Regions from separate parts of the Homo sapiens genome. Here all the other regions are linked to region 3. A link is a loop called in an ENCODE intact Hi-C map of the cell type or tissue named here. Cell type or tissue: mammary epithelial cell. All regions are shown on one strand. Region 1 has its middle 8.6 kb from the start of NCOA6. Region 2 overlaps UQCC1 (ubiquinol-cytochrome c reductase complex assembly factor 1). Region 3 holds the start of GDF5 (growth differentiation factor 5). Region 4 overlaps UQCC1 (ubiquinol-cytochrome c reductase complex assembly factor 1).

Region 1 (4,000 bases), 600 kb after region 3:
GCTGAGGTAGGAGAATCGTTTGAACCCAGGAGGTAGAGGTTGCAGTGAGCCGAGATCACGCCATTGCATTCCAGCCTGGGCAACAAGAGCGAAACTCTGTCTCAAAACAAAACAAAAAAAGCTCTGGCCAGGCGTGATGGCTCACGCCTGTAATCCTAGCACTTTGGGAGGCCGAGGCAGGCAGATTGCCTGAGCTCAGGAGTTCGAGACCAGCCTGGGCAACACAGTGAAACCCTGTCTCTACTAAAAAATACAAAAGAAATTAACCGGGCATGGTGGCGTGCACCTGTAGTCCTAGCTACTCGGGAGGCTGAGGCCAGAGAATTGCTTGAACCAGGGATGCGAAGGTTGCAGTGAGCCGAGATCGCACTACTGCACCCCAGCCTGGGTGACAGAGCAAGAGTCCATCTCTAAAAAAAATAAATAAAATAAAATAAAATAGCTCCTAAGTGGAAACCCACATGCTCATTAACAGTAGAATGGATAAATTATGGTGTATTCAAACAATAAAATGCTGGCCAGGTGTGGTGGCTCACATCTGTAATCCCAGCACTCTGGGTGGCAGAGGTGGGAGGATCACTTGAGCCCAGGAGTTTGAGACCAACCTGGGCAACATGGTGAAACCCCGTCTCTACAAAAAATACAAAAATTAGCATGGTGTAGTGGCATGCACCTGTGGTCCTAGCTACTAGGGAGGCTGAGGCAGAAGGATTACTTGAGCCTGGGAGGTCAAGGCTGCAGTGACCTGTGATCCCACCACTGCACTCCAACCTGGGTGACAGAGCAAGACTCTGTCTCAAAAAAATAAAAAATAAATAATGAAATGCTACCCAGCAATGAAAATGAACATGCTACAACTACATGCAACAATGTAGATGAATCTGTAAGTTTAACTCCTGGTGAGACTAATCTATGGAGTTAGAAGTTAAAATACTGTTTAACCTTGGGGGCTGTGGGTAATGACTGGAAGGGGCTTCTGTGGGGCTGAATGTTCTATTTCTTGATTTGGGTGTTTGTTAGACATGTGTGTTGGCTTTGTGGAAATTCAACAGGCTTTACACTTACGATTTCTGTACTTTTATGTCTTTATATTATACTCTAATAAAAAGCTTTAAAATTTCAGAATATTTTTGAAAACAGTTTTTTTTTTCTCCCCCACCCCCACCTTTTTGTGTATGTATGGTCACTTGATATTCTTCCACTTTTTAAAATTGTGTAATTATTAGTCTATTTCTTCTATTTTTTCAATGATTTTTTTCCTGAAGAGCAAGCCATGGCTTGCCCATAGTAAGCCCCCACCCCACCACCGCTTTTTTTTTTTTTTTTTTGAGATAGAGTCTCACTCTGTCATCCAGGCTGGAGTGCAGTGGTGCAGTCTCAGCTCACTGCAACCTCTGCTTCCCAGGCTCAAGTGATCCTCCCATCTCAGCTTCCCATGGAGCTGGGACTACAGGCATGATGCACCACCACGATTGGCTAATTTCTGTATTTTTTTGTAGAGACGGGGTTTTGCCATGTTGCCCTGGCTGGTCCCTAATTCCTGGGCTGACACAATCCACCTACCTCCACCTCCGAAAGTGCTGGGATTACAGGCATGAGCCACTGCGCCTCGCCATAGCATGTCTTTATGCAAAGCACAAGTGACCCCCTCCTCAAGGCATTTTATTTCCATATATCTGAAAATTGTTACAACGAACAGATTCTGAAATAACAAGGCATTTTACTGCCATCTACTGGTAAATTATCATAATAAATTTGCAAATTATAATGTCATGTGAATGGTGTCCACTTAAAAGTGATATCCTTCAAGACTAGTGAACAATACAGTCAGGATGGCTAGAAGTGACCCCAGGAAACTAAGGGGCAAGATGTCTGCTTTTGCCTTCTTTGTGCAGACGTGCAGAGAAGAGCATAAGAAAAATCCAGAGGTCCCTGTCAATTTTGCAGAATTTTCCAAAAAGTGCTCTGAGAGGTGGAAGACAATGTCTGGGAAAGAGAAGTCTAGGCTGGGCACGGCGGCTTACGCCTGTAATCTCAGCACTTTGGGAGGGTGAGTTGGGTGGATCACCTGAGGTAAGGAGTTTGAGACCAGCCTGGCCAACATGGTGAAACCTCGTCTCTACTAAAAATACAAAAAACTAGCCGGGCGTGTTGGTGGGCGCCTGTAATCCCAGCTACTGGGGAGGCTGAGGCAGGAGAATGGCTTGAACCCAGGAGGCAGAGGTTGCGGTGAGCTGAGATCGTGCCACTGCACTCCAGCCTGGGCAATAAGAGCAAAACTCCATCTCAGAAAAAAAAAAAGAGAGAGAGAGTCTAAATTCGATTAAATGGCAAAGGCGGATAAAGTGCACTGTGATAGAGAAATGAAGGATTATGGACCAGCTAAGGGAGGCAAGAACGATCCTAATGCCCCCAAAAGGCCACTGTCTGGATTCTTCCTGTTCTGTTCAGAATTCTGCCCCAAGATCAAATCCACAAACCCTGGCATCTCTATTGGAGACGTGGCAAAAAAGCTGGGTGAGATGTGGAATAACTTAAATGACAGTGAAAAGCAGCCTTATGTCACTAAGGTGGCAAAGCTGAAGAAGTATGAGAAGGATGTTGCTGACTATAAGTCGAAAGGAAAGTTGGACGGCACAAAAGGTCCTGCTAAAGTTGCCTGGGAAAAGATGGAAGAAGAAGATGAAGAAGATGGGGAGGAAGAGAAGGAGGATGAATAAATAAACTGTTTGCCTATAAAAAAAAAAGGTGATATCCTTCTGCAGGGCAAAATTCATCCAACTAAATGTGGTAAGTTTGTCATTTGGCACTGTTGTGACGAACCCTGCAGACAGTAAAATGTTGACACTTTCTAGATGGTTTTGTTCTTTCTTTTTTCCCCTGTTTTATTATTGTTTTTCTTAAAGACATCATTGAAGTATTCACTGTCAGTCTTATCACTGCAGAGCTTGAGCCTGTTTGGACACACATGAAAGTAGAAGTCCAATAAATACAAATCAAATTATCAAAGAACAATTGATTTGCTTTTTCTTCACTCTAGTCCAAATCTAGAACAATCCTGGATGTTTTAGGACTGTTTTTCTTGCTCAAAACATTTTATGAAATAGCCTGACCACCTCTTCAGAAGCCTCTCTCAATCTATTGCTTGTTGAGACTATCATAAGCACTAAGCTTTCTCCTAAACATTTATAGGTATAAATTCATTAATATGCTTGACAACCTTATGAAGTAGGAGCCCTTATTCTCTGCATCCCACAGGTGAGGCAACTGAAGCACAAAGAAGTTAAGTTACATTTCAAGTGAGGATATTACAAACATAGCTTCCTTGGGGAGCTTACAGTCTACTGGGGATATAGAATGAAACAAAACCCATGTAAAGATTTTTAAACAATATAAATGAGAAAATACTTTGGACCCTGTTGGACAAGTCATTTATCTCCTTTTGGTTGCAGTTTCTTCACATAGCTAATAAATGGCAGAGCTAGAATCTGAACTTGGGTGTTCAGATTCACTTTGGCTTCAGAGCCCAATATTGTAATCATTATGCTATACTATCTGCTAGTTTATGGCCTGTTTTTGTTCTTTTGCTGCCTGCCTGCAGGCAACAAGTATTTGTGTTGCCTAGGCTCCTGCTATTTTTACCTACAGGATCTGCAGGTGCCCAATGCGCCCCTGTCTTCTCAGCTCTTTGCATTCTTGCAGATCCCAGGAACACCCATGACCCTTGGCTTAAGGACATGGACAACAAGGTGAAAAAATTAGGATAGTGGCTCTGGAATCTTTTGTGCGTGTGTATGGTAAAATACATATATAACATAAAATTTGCCATTTTAACCATTTTTAAGCATATAATTCGGTGGCATTAAGTATATTCACATGCAACCATCACCACCATCTACCTCCAGAACTTTGTTTTCCCCAACTGAAACTTTGTATTCATTAAACACAAACTTCCCATTCCCTCTCCCTCTAGCCCTTGGCAACCACTCTACTTTCTGTC
Region 2 (4,000 bases), 97 kb after region 3:
GCCTTCTCCCATGTTACTTCTTATGCAGTGTCCCTTCTACTTAACTGTAAGTTTTATAAAAGCAGAAAACCGTCTTATTCAGTTTTTTGCTTATGCAGTAAACATTGAATAATTGTCAAATGAATAAATAATTGTCAAATAAATGAATATATTGAATACCAGCCTTTGGAATTCTTTTTTAAGCTAACATTTATTAGATAAATCATACCTGCTTTATTAGTCTCTGATCCAAGTGTATATCAGTGCAGTCCTGCAGGAATTGGGGAATTTTTCCCCTATCGCATTTTATCCAGCCGTTTTTTCTATTTGGATTGTTGTAGATAGGGTGCTGCCCCATAAGGGAGTGTTTTAGATCAGCGTTTCTCATACTTTAATGTGCCTATGGTTCACCTGAGGATCTTGTTAAAATACAGATTCTGATTCAGTAAGTTTCAGGACAGGGGTGAGAAAATCTACAGTTCTGAAAAGCTTCCAGGTGATGCGGATGTTGCTAGTGACGCAGGGTGGGGTAGGGGACAATAGCAAGGTTTTAGGTGGTCCCCCAATACAGGCTCTTAAATTGCCTTCATGAAGAGAAGTGCCCAAATTCCGGTTTAGTTACAAAGACTATAACTAAAGGATGATGGTTTTAAAATAATAGAGATTTGGAAGAGTTGGGGAATTACTATTACTGCTTTCTGCTATAGTTGACTTGATACCTTCTTTCTAACCTCATGGCATAAATAGACATGCCTTATATAGGCAAGACAATTGTATATTAATCACTGGGTTGTGAGTGCATGCATGGATGAGTGTGAGTGCATGTGTGTGTTTGAGGGGATCTCAGTCTTCCGTGTGTGTACAACCTATAAATGGGACACGTGGCTAGGGAGAAGTAATAGGCAGTGTAGAGCCAGTCTGGCCTGGTTCTCACCCTGACTGGCAAATCTTTCCTCTTCTGTGCTTCAGTTTCTGTATTAAAAGAAAGGTGGGGACAGGGGAGGCCTAACTACATGAGCCCCAAGTTTTCAGCTTTTTTTCAGCTTGAAAATCTATGGTTTGAAGGTGGTAATTTGCAAATCTATCTCTGTGTTATTTGGCATCCCAGGTGTACCTCTGTAAGAAAACATATAAAATGTAGAATTTATAAAACCAATCAATGTAGTAGTGATTTTTCTCATGCCAAAAACTTAGAGGTGATTGCTTTGAGTGGATTGGTGTGTGGAAGATCAAGAAATAAGAGAGCCACTTTCGAGTTAGTGATGAATAATAAATTTGCATCAAAAACTCCTTTGAAATTAGAATTCTATTCTGATTTGGTGGGAAATTTTTTATTTTACAAAAATTTGCTTTTCACCAACTTTTTGGAGCCCAACTATTGTGAAAAATGGAGCAGACTCATATATCATCGTGAAGCTGGTACAAAAAGCAGGTGTTAAATTTGAGGTTACAAAAATCACATCAATAATTTAGAGTGTTCTGACTTAAAAAAACATTATTTGGGATTTAAACTTATAAATTAGCTGTGGAAATAAAGTTCATTATATCACCTCATCTGGTCTAGTTTTATTTCATTAACTGCTTCTTAAAAATCTTTGTGAGCTGAGTTGCAGCTGAAGAGCTTGGAGACCATTTTTCCTTGGGCCCTTGCCGCACTCCTGAGTGTTGGTAAGAGTAAAGAACTAAGTCTTGACACAGCTGTAAAAACAGACAGCGCCTTTGGCCTCAGCACTTTCTCCTGGTGCAGGCAGATTTCAGATGTAAATTTCACTCTCTGCCTCTCCTACTAATGAAGTAAGTTTCTTTTGCTGGGTTTGCAGCCAGGTGTGTCCAGTCTTGTGGCTAACCAGGGCGCTTTACTTAATTTTTCCATTTGTGACATTTCAACCAAACTTAAAAAACAAACATAAAAATTAGCTCACGGCAGTGGCTCAAAGTGTTAATGGTAACCTTAGGCTGGCTAAACGACTTCCTCTCAGTTCTGCCCTGCCAGACATCTCCACCTTGTGGCTCACAATGAGCAGGCTCAAGCTTTCCAAGACAGAGATGGGAAGGGATGGGAGTGGGCTGTAGTTGAGAAATTACAGTTTACCCTTATCAGCGGTCCCTGGCATGCCTGTTGCCTCAGTGAGACTTCTGGAATAAGAATGCACCTTCTGTCACCTCATGGTCCCCTGCTCACTCTCTAGCAGAGCTGCTTGATGGGATGATGCAGAGGGCCTAGGAAAAATGGAGGAACTGTGGGCTGAACTTGACTCTTGTGTAATTCTGCCTTGCTTCTCAGAACCACCATTTTGCTTTGTAAGGTCCTCTACGATCACACTCCAGACCACCTCTCCAAACTCATTTCCTCTAGTTCTTCTTGAACCTTAAATATGTGAAACCTACTAGCACATGTGCCTGGCACTTAGTAAGCACTCAGTGAACATCACATTCCATCCTTGCTTCACATACCCTTCACTCCAGCCAAGCTGAATTCCTTGCTATTTCTGTCTTGTGTCTTTGCTCACTCCATGCATACACCTAGATTGCCCTAACACCCCAGCCTCAATTCCTTCACATCCTTCCACAGCTAACTGGAAGCCAATCCCAGTTTCCCCTAAGGAAGTACCTTAATGATTTATATCTACCCTTCTTCCAGCTCTTACTCTTTCTATTTTGTATCACTGTTATTCACTTATGTTGACTGTCTTCCAGGTGAATTCCTGTGGTGCAGGATCACGTACATCTGTCTCCAAAGTGCCTGTTATTGCCCCTTTCCTGAATAGGTGCCCAGTAACTATCTGAAGAATGAAGGAAGCCAGTCCTGCAGGCCCAGAATGAGTACTGGAAAAAGTGGGGCAGGGAGATACCGTTTTTTATTCTGAGGATATTTGTTTGCTGTGTTAGTCTTAAATATTGGAAGAAAAGGAAATAAATCGTTTCCCCCACCATCAACTGTTCAGTTCCTTTTTCCCATACTTTTCCATCTTCTAATGGAATTACTTGATTTTTTAAAAACCCCAGGTTATACATAGGGTATATTATGTTTATTTTCTTTCTTTCTTTCTTTCTTTTTTTTTTTTTTTTTTTTGACGGAGTCTCTCTCTGTCACCCAGACTGGAGTACAGTGGCGCGACCTTGGCTCACTGCAACCTCTGCCTCCTGGGTTCCAGCGATTCTTCTGCCTCAGCCTCCTGAGTAGCTGGGATTACAGGCGTGCACCATACCCGGCTAATGTTTGTAATTTTAGACAGGGTTTCACCATGTTAGCCCGACTGGTCTCGAACTCCTGACCTCAGGTGATCCGCCCTTCTCGGCCTTCCAAAGTGCTGGGATTACAGGCATGAGCCACCACCACCCCCGGCTGGTATTTTATCTTTCTAAACTAACAAAGGCATTACATTTTAGGAGGCTTTAGTTTTTCTGAAAATTTCCTTTCAGGCCTCTGTAATCACCACCTGTCACCAAATCGCCTCTCTTTCCCTACAAAAATTTTCAGACCTCTTCTATTTTACGATATAAAAATTTTACTGTTTTGCATCTCTAGGTCAGAATTAAAACTCACTGCCAAAGGTATTGTTTTTAAAGACAAGGAGCACATTAAAAGGTATAGTTAGCCTGGACAATGTAGGGAGACCCCATCTTTACAAAAATAAAATTAGCCGGTTATGGTGGCACATGCCTGTGGTCTCAGCTCTGTGGGAGGCTGAGGTGGGAGGATCACTTGGGCCAGGGAGTTTGATGTTGCAGTGAGCTGTGATCACAGTGTTACACTCCAGCTTGGGTGGGGGGAAAAAAGTGTGAGTGTAACTAAAGGACAGTCCCTTGGGCTTGAGGCCATGAAAATAAGAATACATGTTCTCAGATACCAGTTGTTCTTTTGAAAGTTTCTAAAATGGCCTGAGCTGTTGGAGTGGATAGTCAGTTATTAGGGGAGAGAAGGCTAAATTCTAAGAAGTCAGAGTAATTCCATTTTGGGATTGGCTTACGAATTTAAGCAGGGTCCTACTGAACATGTACGTCTGGTAGATACATGCCT
Region 3 (4,000 bases):
CTGAGCTTACAAAATGCTTAAGAAGTGGCAAGACAATTCTTCCCTTCAAGAAACTTAGAGTCTAATGGGAAAGGCAGGTTATGTCCACAAATAACTACACCTCAAAGTAGAAAATGATGATTTTTGTCAATAAGGGCCAGTTAGAGATTAATTTATTCATATAACACGTACTGAGAGCTGCTGTGGGCTGGGCCCTCTGCCAAGCACTGGGTATAATTCAAAGATAAATATGGCACAGTCTAGTCATAATCTAATGGGAGAGACAGGTATGTAAAGAAATTATTATAGTTATAAGGAATTAAGTTATGATTTTAAAATATGACAAAATACAGAGTGGAAGAAACAAACTGTGTTGGGATAGGGGGCAGAGGCAGAGACTGAATAAACTTTCAGCTGCCAAAAAATGTAAAAGAGCACAGAAAATGTGTGATGGCAGCTCAGGGGGAGTGTGCATTTTCTGGAGGATGCAAGAAGGCTTCATGGAGGAGGTGGCACGTGGGTTGGCACTTGTTTGATGGGTAGCTTTTAGTAGAGGGTTGAACCAGAGAGAGCCTGGAGGCCTAGAAGCCAGTTATAGGGGAGAATCATAGCGAGGCAAGCAATGAGGAGGACAGGGCAGTGACAGAGGTGGTGAGGAGGGAGTGAAGGGAGGGATGCCAGAGAGGACTGGTTCAGTGGGAACAAGTCTGTTTTTAATTTTTTTATTTTATTAATATTATTTATTTACTTATTTTGTGTGTGTGTGATGGACTCTAGCTCTGTCACCTAGGCTGGAGTGCAGTGGTGCGATCTCGGCTCACTGCAACCTTTGCCTCCACACCCGGCTAATTTTTTGTATTTTTGGTAGAGATGCCTGCAATCCCAGCACTTTGAGAGGCCAAGGTGGGTGGATCACTTGAGGTCAGGAGCTCGAGACCAGACTGGCCAACATGGTGAAACTCCGTCTCTACTAAAAATACAAAAAATAGATAGGCATGGTGGTGTGCACCTGTAGTCCCAGCTACTCGAGAGGCTGAGGCAGGAGAATCGTTTGAACCCAGGAGGTGGAGATTACAGTGAGCCAAGATCGCACCACTGCACTCCAGCCTAGGTGACAGAGTGAGACTCTGTCTCAAAAAAAAAAAAAAAAAAAAAAAAAAGAAGGAAGCCTATCTGACTATTGCTTCTCCCCCGCCATCCTTCTTACAGCGTGAAAAGTGTTGTTGTAGAGAAATGTACAGAAGGGGTAACTGGCTCTGTCTGGGGACGAGGAAAGGCTTCCCGAAGGAGGTAAATTTTCAGCTAAACTTCTCAGGATGTAGAGTGCTTCCTCCAGTTGTGGGAGAGAGAGAGGAGGATATTTCAGGTGAAGCGAACAGCTTTCCCCGCTGACCCTGTGTTAAGTTGCCCAGGGGCTCTACGGCGAAGGTTCCCCAGAGGAAGGGATCTTCCATACTTCAATGAGGCACTTTAAGAAACCCTTGAGTTCAGCTGGAATTCAGACCTTCCAGAGCTACCAGAAAAACATCATGTGGGAAATTGTGCCCGGCGCGGTGGCTCACGCCTGTAATCCCAGCACTTTGGGAGGCCGAGGCGGGCGGATCACGAGGTCAGGAGATCGAGACCATCCTGGCTAACATGGTGAAACCCCATCTCTACTACAAACGTAAAAAATCAGCCAGGTGTGGTGGCAGGGGCCTGTAGTCCCAGCTACTGGGGAGGCTGAGGCAGGGGAATGGCGTGAACCTGGGAGGCAGAGATTGCAGTGAGCTGAGATCATGCCACTGCACTCGACAGAGCGAGACTCCGTCTCAAAAAAAAAAAAAAAAAAAGCGTCATGTGGGAAATGGCTTTTCCAGCCTCCTGTAGGGGCCGCTGCTGCCCCAGACTCAGCCAGTCTTGTCTAAGAAAACTCAGAGGACGTCTCTGCTGGGGTGGTGGTGGGGTACACCCTGGACCTGCCGCCATCCAAGGAGTGAACTTAAGGGCGACAGTGCCCCCAAGCCTGAAGAATATGCACTCAGTCAATGGCATTTGGGGGTAGGGAGGGGGTGTAGTGGGCACTGATATTTTTCAGTCTCTGGGTCACCACAAGTTTATTAAAATAAAAGAAAATGTGGGTAAATGCTGCCATCTGTGCTGTCCCTACTCCCAATACACACACACAGGCACACACACACACAGGCACACACACACACAGGCACATAAACACACACACACACACACACACACACACACACACACGCATAACAAATCAGGTCCCAGACTAGATGCAGGAGTTGAAACTGCTTTAAAAACACTCTAAGAACTTAACTACAAACCCACACTCCCCATGCTTCTGGGGCTTAAGATCTTTGAGCTCATTCTTCAGCATCTCTCCTCGGGAAAGTGGGGTGGGCTGCTCCATGAGGTGGAGGTGAAGACCCCTGAGTCTGCCCTGTGGAGGGGGAGGCCCCCTAAGCCTAGAGTCCCGCTGCAGGGCTCTGTGCCAGGAGCCCCCGTGAGCCATGGCCTCGAAAGGGCAGCGGTGATTTTTTTCACATAAATATATCGCACTTAAATGAGTTTAGACAGCATGACATCAGAGAGTAATTAAATTGGTTTGGGTTGGAATTCCGTTTCCAATTCCTGAGTTCAGGTTTGTAAAAGATTTTTCTGAGCACCTGCAGGCCTGTGAGTGTGTGTGTGTGTGTGTGTGTGTGTGTGTGTGAAGTATTTTCACTGGAAAGGATTCAAAACTAGGGGGAAAAAAAAACTGGAGCACACAGGCAGCATTACGCCATTCTTCCTTCTTGGAAAAATCCCTCAGCCTTATACAAGCCTCCTTCAAGCCCTCAGTCAGTTGTGCAGGAGAAAGGGGGCGGTCGGCTTTCTCCTTTCAAGAACGAGTTATTTTCAGCTGCTGACTGGAGACGGTGCACGTCTGGATACGAGAGCATTTCCACTATGGGACTGGATACAAACACACACCCGGCAGACTTCAAGAGTCTCAGACTGAGGAGAAAGCCTTTCCTTCTGCTGCTACTGCTGCTGCCGCTGCTTTTGAAAGTCCACTCCTTTCATGGTTTTTCCTGCCAAACCAGAGGCACCTTCGCTGCTGCCGCTGTTCTCTTTGGTGTCATTCAGCGGCTGGCCAGAGGATGAGACTCCCCAAACTCCTCACTTTCTTGCTTTGGTACCTGGCTTGGCTGGACCTGGAATTCATCTGCACTGTGTTGGGTGCCCCTGACTTGGGCCAGAGACCCCAGGGGACCAGGCCAGGATTGGCCAAAGCAGAGGCCAAGGAGAGGCCCCCCCTGGCCCGGAACGTCTTCAGGCCAGGGGGTCACAGCTATGGTGGGGGGGCCACCAATGCCAATGCCAGGGCAAAGGGAGGCACCGGGCAGACAGGAGGCCTGACACAGCCCAAGAAGGATGAACCCAAAAAGCTGCCCCCCAGACCGGGCGGCCCTGAACCCAAGCCAGGACACCCTCCCCAAACAAGGCAGGCTACAGCCCGGACTGTGACCCCAAAAGGACAGCTTCCCGGAGGCAAGGCACCCCCAAAAGCAGGATCTGTCCCCAGCTCCTTCCTGCTGAAGAAGGCCAGGGAGCCCGGGCCCCCACGAGAGCCCAAGGAGCCGTTTCGCCCACCCCCCATCACACCCCACGAGTACATGCTCTCGCTGTACAGGACGCTGTCCGATGCTGACAGAAAGGGAGGCAACAGCAGCGTGAAGTTGGAGGCTGGCCTGGCCAACACCATCACCAGCTTTATTGACAAAGGGCAAGGTGAGGGGGCGGGGTGGCAGGGGCACGGCTCAGAGGGAGGGGCATCTGCATGAATGGAGGGGCTTTCAAAGCCCTGGCACTGCCCTGGTGGGAGACACTGTGTGCATCTGGCCCGGGGTGGGTGTCTGGGGACACTGACACATATCTCACACATAGCAGATCCTAGGCTGCCCACACATCAGGGCTGGAGGGCACCTAGGAAGCACCAGGTCCAACGCCTGCAAGGTGCAGAGTGGGCACTAAAGCCTAG
Region 4 (4,000 bases), 130 kb after region 3:
TGGGAAGAGAGAGAGAAAGAGGCATCGAGTAGTCTCCTGCCCTCAGGAACTTTGAGTCATTCATTCACTGTGCACCTCATTGCCTACTGTGCGCCCAGTGCTATGCTAGCAGCTGGGCCCACAGAGTCCTGGCAGATATGAGCACGTGGTGTAGTAGCAGCTGCCCACTGTGGACCCCTTCTCTACCCACTTGGATTTGTTTCCTGCTCCTGACTTCCAGCAAAACTGGGCAGCAGGCAGCATTTCACAGACAGCCTCTTCCTGCTAGATGCTCTCCACAGTCAAGTAGAGTCCCCCCACTTCAGTTTCTCACCCCTCTGGCTCCCCAGGGCTCCCCGACATCAAAGCTTCTACGAGAAAGCTCCGCAGTGGGGGCTGCTTACCCACATAGCTGTCCTCAAGCCCCGGGGAATTAATTCCTTGACCTCCCTGCCCTCAGATCCTGTATTGATGGGAAACTCATACTTGATAGATGAGTGAGCTGACTGGCAGCGAAGAGGACATAGAGGCTCTTCCAGGGCCTCCCAGTGAGTCAGCCTGCACAGCTGCCCTAGGGCCCCAAGCTGTGTGATTCATGTGACCACTGAGGCCTCAGCTGCCTCAGACAGCTCAGGCTGTGCCATGAGTCACACCTTTGCTTCATGGCCTGGCCCCTGGAGCTGAAGGGGTGTCACGCCACAGTTACTCTCTTGTTCACTTGTATTCATGGTCTTCAACAACCAGGAAAGGCAAGGCTGGACTTCAGCTCTTGAGAAGACAGGGCCCATAGGACTAGCTTGTTAACTGCTGGAAAAACCACATACTGGGGCTCTGCAGACCCACAGGGTAGAGAATCCCAGGAGCCAGGACTTCTGTTTGACCACTCTTCAAATCTGCTAGAGCCAGGGAGAGGGCACGGCATGGCCAGAGGGCCCCACTCACAGAGAATTCTGATACTCTGTTGACTGGACTCACCCTCAGACGGGAGTAGCAATTCGCAAAGCAAATGCTGTGTTTTCTGAGAGACCTGCCCAACATTTCCATCTGCCATGGTGGGCTTGTGCCAGAAGCCCCAACAAGACACACTGGGACTTCTCCGAGGGCCCTCTAGGAAGGGGCTGCCACAACCATTGTCCCTACAAGAGGTCCCATGTGGCCCCAGTGAGAGGCAGTGGAAAAACCGTGAAGGGGTTCTTGGGAAAGCAGGGAGCTTTGGTGGGGACCCAGTTCTATCAGCAAACCTTTTGAGCACCTGCTGCTCCATGTACTCTTGGGAAAGCAACGATTAATAAGACCCAGTCCTGCCCTCGAGGAGCCAGCTCATGGTTTGGTGAGGAAGCCCAGGCACACGGCTAACCCTGGAGTAAGCCAGCCTGTTATGTGATACAGGGAGGGCAGAGTGCTGAAGGCCGGGAAAGGAAGAGCAGGAGCTGGGCCTTGAGCAGACTGTTTGGTGTGGCCGATGGCCCAAGAGCCAACCAGAGGTTCTGTTGAGATTTTCAACCCAGGAGGTGGGCAGAGGGGTGGCACTGGGGGCAGAAATGGAGTCACTGTAAGGGAGGAGTGGGCTTTAGGGAAGAGATGGCAGGGCAGGTGGGAATCCAGAGCCAAGACACGTGCGAGAGGCTGGGGTTGAGTTCAAGCGTCAGCAGCTGGAAGCGGAAGCAACCAGAGTGGTGGATTCTTGGAAGGGGGAATGACCTAAAGCCTAAGATGAAGTCTCCTGGCCCTGCAGCAGTGGCTTCTCTGGATGATGACCATTTTAATGGCAGAGCTGTCTGCCCCTACTGTCCTAGAGAGGTGATACTGGGGCCCACTGACCAGGGGCCCACTAGAGGACAACAGAGGCATACATATGTTTAAAGCGTGAGTGCCTAGCACTGCATATATGCATATTGTTGAATCTCTTCATGTGTCCTGTGAGGTACCTGTTTCTATCCCCTCTCTCAAGACAAGGGAACTTAAATCTCAGAGAGGGGAAGCTGCCACCCTGGGTAGCAGCACTGGGAAGGGACAGAATCAGGACTCTCACCCAGCAGTGCTGGGGTGGACAGCATGGCTGTGTGCGCTGCAAGCCCTGACTTCCTGGCCTGCAGGAGCTGTCTAGGGAGGGCGTGTAGGGGAGACGTGTCCTTGGGAGGTGTGTGTCTGTCTCCATTCAGAGGTGTGATAGGGAATTCCCTAACTGCCCCCGCCACCCAGCTCCCCAGTGACTGCTTTCTCTGAACCACCTTAGTGAAATTATCTAGGAGATCAGAGACGGCTTGGCCTGGGACGGCTTGGTCTGGGACCTGGGATGGTCAGAAGCCCCCCTCATGCCCCGTCCCCTTCCTTCCTCTCCTCTGGGAGGCTGGTTCCTGACGCTGGCTCCTCACCTCTGCCCTGCCTCTGTCGCTTCCTCCTTCCCCCTCCCCTGGTTGCAGATACAGTACCTGGACTCCATGAACGGGGAGGATCTGCTTCTGACAGGGGAGGTGAGCTGGCGCCCTCTAGTGGAGAAGAATCCTCAGAGCATCCTGAAGCCCCATTCTCCGACTTACAACGACGAGGGACTTTGATGGGCTGGGCCCTCCGCACGGCCCGCCAGCTGGCTTCGAGGAACCTCCAGGAGAGAAGTGCCTGTTGGTCCAGGACCCTGCAGAAAGTGGCCTGAACTGACCTCTGAACAGCATCTGTCAAATACCTGGCCCCATTTGTGTTGAGTTTCCTCTTAGTGTGCCCAGGAGTCTGATCTGCTGGGGTACAGGGCTGGGAGAACCCCTAGCTCTCCCGGGGTGTCCTCTCCCTTAGGGGAAGCCCCGAGTGAGAGTCCCCCAGCACACACTCCCCAACCCCCTCCAGCAACTACATGTGACTGATAGCTTTTCCCAAAGGCCAAGGAAGGGATGGTGTAGGTTCAAAAGGGAAACCCCCCAGGGCCTGCTGTGGCCTAGGAGCAGATTGTAATGCTGCCGAGTCCGGTCGGTGACCACGCGTTGTCCCTCGGCTTTCAGCCATGGGGTTGAGTTGGCCATTAAAAGAAACAGAGACTTCTCTCTGCCATGGCCCTTCTTTATTCCAGGGACTTAGAAACTTGCCTGAGATGGTGGACGCAGTAATGAGGGCACCGCGCAGCTCAGTTAGAGACGGAGAAAGGGAAGAGGCTGGGATGGTCTCTGCTGCTCTTGCCTCTAGTTCATGGAGATGTGTCTCTGTTCAGGCCAAGATACAGCCAGCCAGGCCTGTCGTCTGGGACCCAGGAGGCCTCTGATGACCAAGGGCTTTCACATCCTAAGTCATTTGGAAGGAGGCCTTGAGAACAAAGTCACCTTTGTCACTCCCAGTGAACTGAATGAGGAACATGCTGTCTCCTGTCTTGGCCTCCCCTTTCATGAGATACTGGGGAGAAGAGAACATTCCTCCTGGCTTAGTTGTAGCAGACCCAGACCTGTGCCCAGCTTTGGTCCCCCTTCCCAACTTCTGAAGCACGTGCTGCAGAGCCACCTTGGTCTGAGCACCTGAGGACCAGCCCCTCCTCCCTCAGTGCGGGTCATCTCTTGGGGGATTTTCTTAAAGTGAAGAAAGGGGGTGGGGAACCATATTGCCCCTCCCTCCCCCATCAAACTTCCTTCATTTAACTTGCTATAAAATGAGTCATATAAAGAAACTCTATATGGGTGAGGTATATCCCACTTCTGTGAAAACATTACAAATCAAACCGCTTCTCTCAGTTTATTTAAGATGCTTTTGTTGCGAGCGGAGCTCTAGAGTGAAGCCTCCTGTGTGTGTGTGAGATAATAACACCTTGTAACTCATTACAGCTGGGCACTATTTACATAAACCAGAGCTGAGCCAGGCAGGAATTTGCTGATTAATTTATTTTTAATGGAGTGAAGTATACCATGCACCAAAATAAACTTTACTGTGTGTACCTAACTGCTCCTGGAATGGATGGAAAAATTAATGGAACAGATTTTGGCTCCCAACTCTACACATTAATTCATATATAAAAGTTATTTGAGCTTTAACCCATTTGCTGCCC

Evidence for each region. Hi-C counts contacts between places; a loop is a spot of excess contacts. Peaks named below come from ENCODE experiments on the same cell type or tissue, not always from the same donor. Only the 100,000 strongest peaks of a DNase experiment are listed, where the experiment ranks them.
Region 1: a loop joins it to region 3, with 13 times the contacts of the local background. A loop is called at or near these places in 18 of 110 quality-filtered maps.
Region 2: a loop joins it to region 3, with 7 times the contacts of the local background. A loop is called at or near these places in 10 of 110 quality-filtered maps.
Region 4: a loop joins it to region 3, with 8 times the contacts of the local background. A loop is called at or near these places in 106 of 110 quality-filtered maps.

Annotation. Positions count from the first base shown.
Region 1 is chr20:34,832,295-34,836,294 of GRCh38, reverse strand. It overlaps the pseudogene HMGB3P1. Among named protein-coding and RNA genes, the nearest start is that of NCOA6, 8.6 kb to the right of the region's middle. In mammary epithelial cell, a CTCF peak has its summit at 1,737 (motif pointing left); no DNase peak of the experiment used is centred here; H3K27me3 peaks cover 246 bases.
Region 2 is chr20:35,340,271-35,344,270 of GRCh38, reverse strand. The region is part of intron 7 of UQCC1 (ubiquinol-cytochrome c reductase complex assembly factor 1); the gene reads left to right. Among named protein-coding and RNA genes, the nearest start is that of FAM83C, 50 kb to the right of the region's middle. In mammary epithelial cell, a CTCF peak has its summit at 2,002 (motif pointing left); no DNase peak of the experiment used is centred here; H3K27ac peaks cover 571 bases.
Region 3 is chr20:35,437,048-35,441,047 of GRCh38, reverse strand. It overlaps GDF5 (growth differentiation factor 5), which reads left to right and starts at 2,820. Exons shown (of 2, transcript NM_000557.5): 1 at 2,820-3,750. The coding sequence starts at 3,120. RefSeq lists a silencer at 1,896-1,955 and promoters at 2,647-2,900, 2,365-3,119. In mammary epithelial cell, a CTCF peak has its summit at 1,859 (motif pointing right); a DNase peak (open chromatin) is centred at 1,867; H3K4me3 peaks cover 880 bases.
Region 4 is chr20:35,302,472-35,306,471 of GRCh38, reverse strand. It overlaps UQCC1 (ubiquinol-cytochrome c reductase complex assembly factor 1), which reads left to right. Exons shown (of 10, transcript NM_018244.5): 10 at 2,403-3,894. The coding sequence ends at 2,537. Among named protein-coding and RNA genes, the nearest start is that of FAM83C, 12 kb to the right of the region's middle. RefSeq lists enhancers at 472-766, 1-1,058, 1,350-2,170. In mammary epithelial cell, a CTCF peak has its summit at 2,469 (motif pointing left); DNase peaks (open chromatin) are centred at 581, 2,471, 3,471, 3,561 and 2 weaker places; H3K27ac peaks cover 4,000 bases.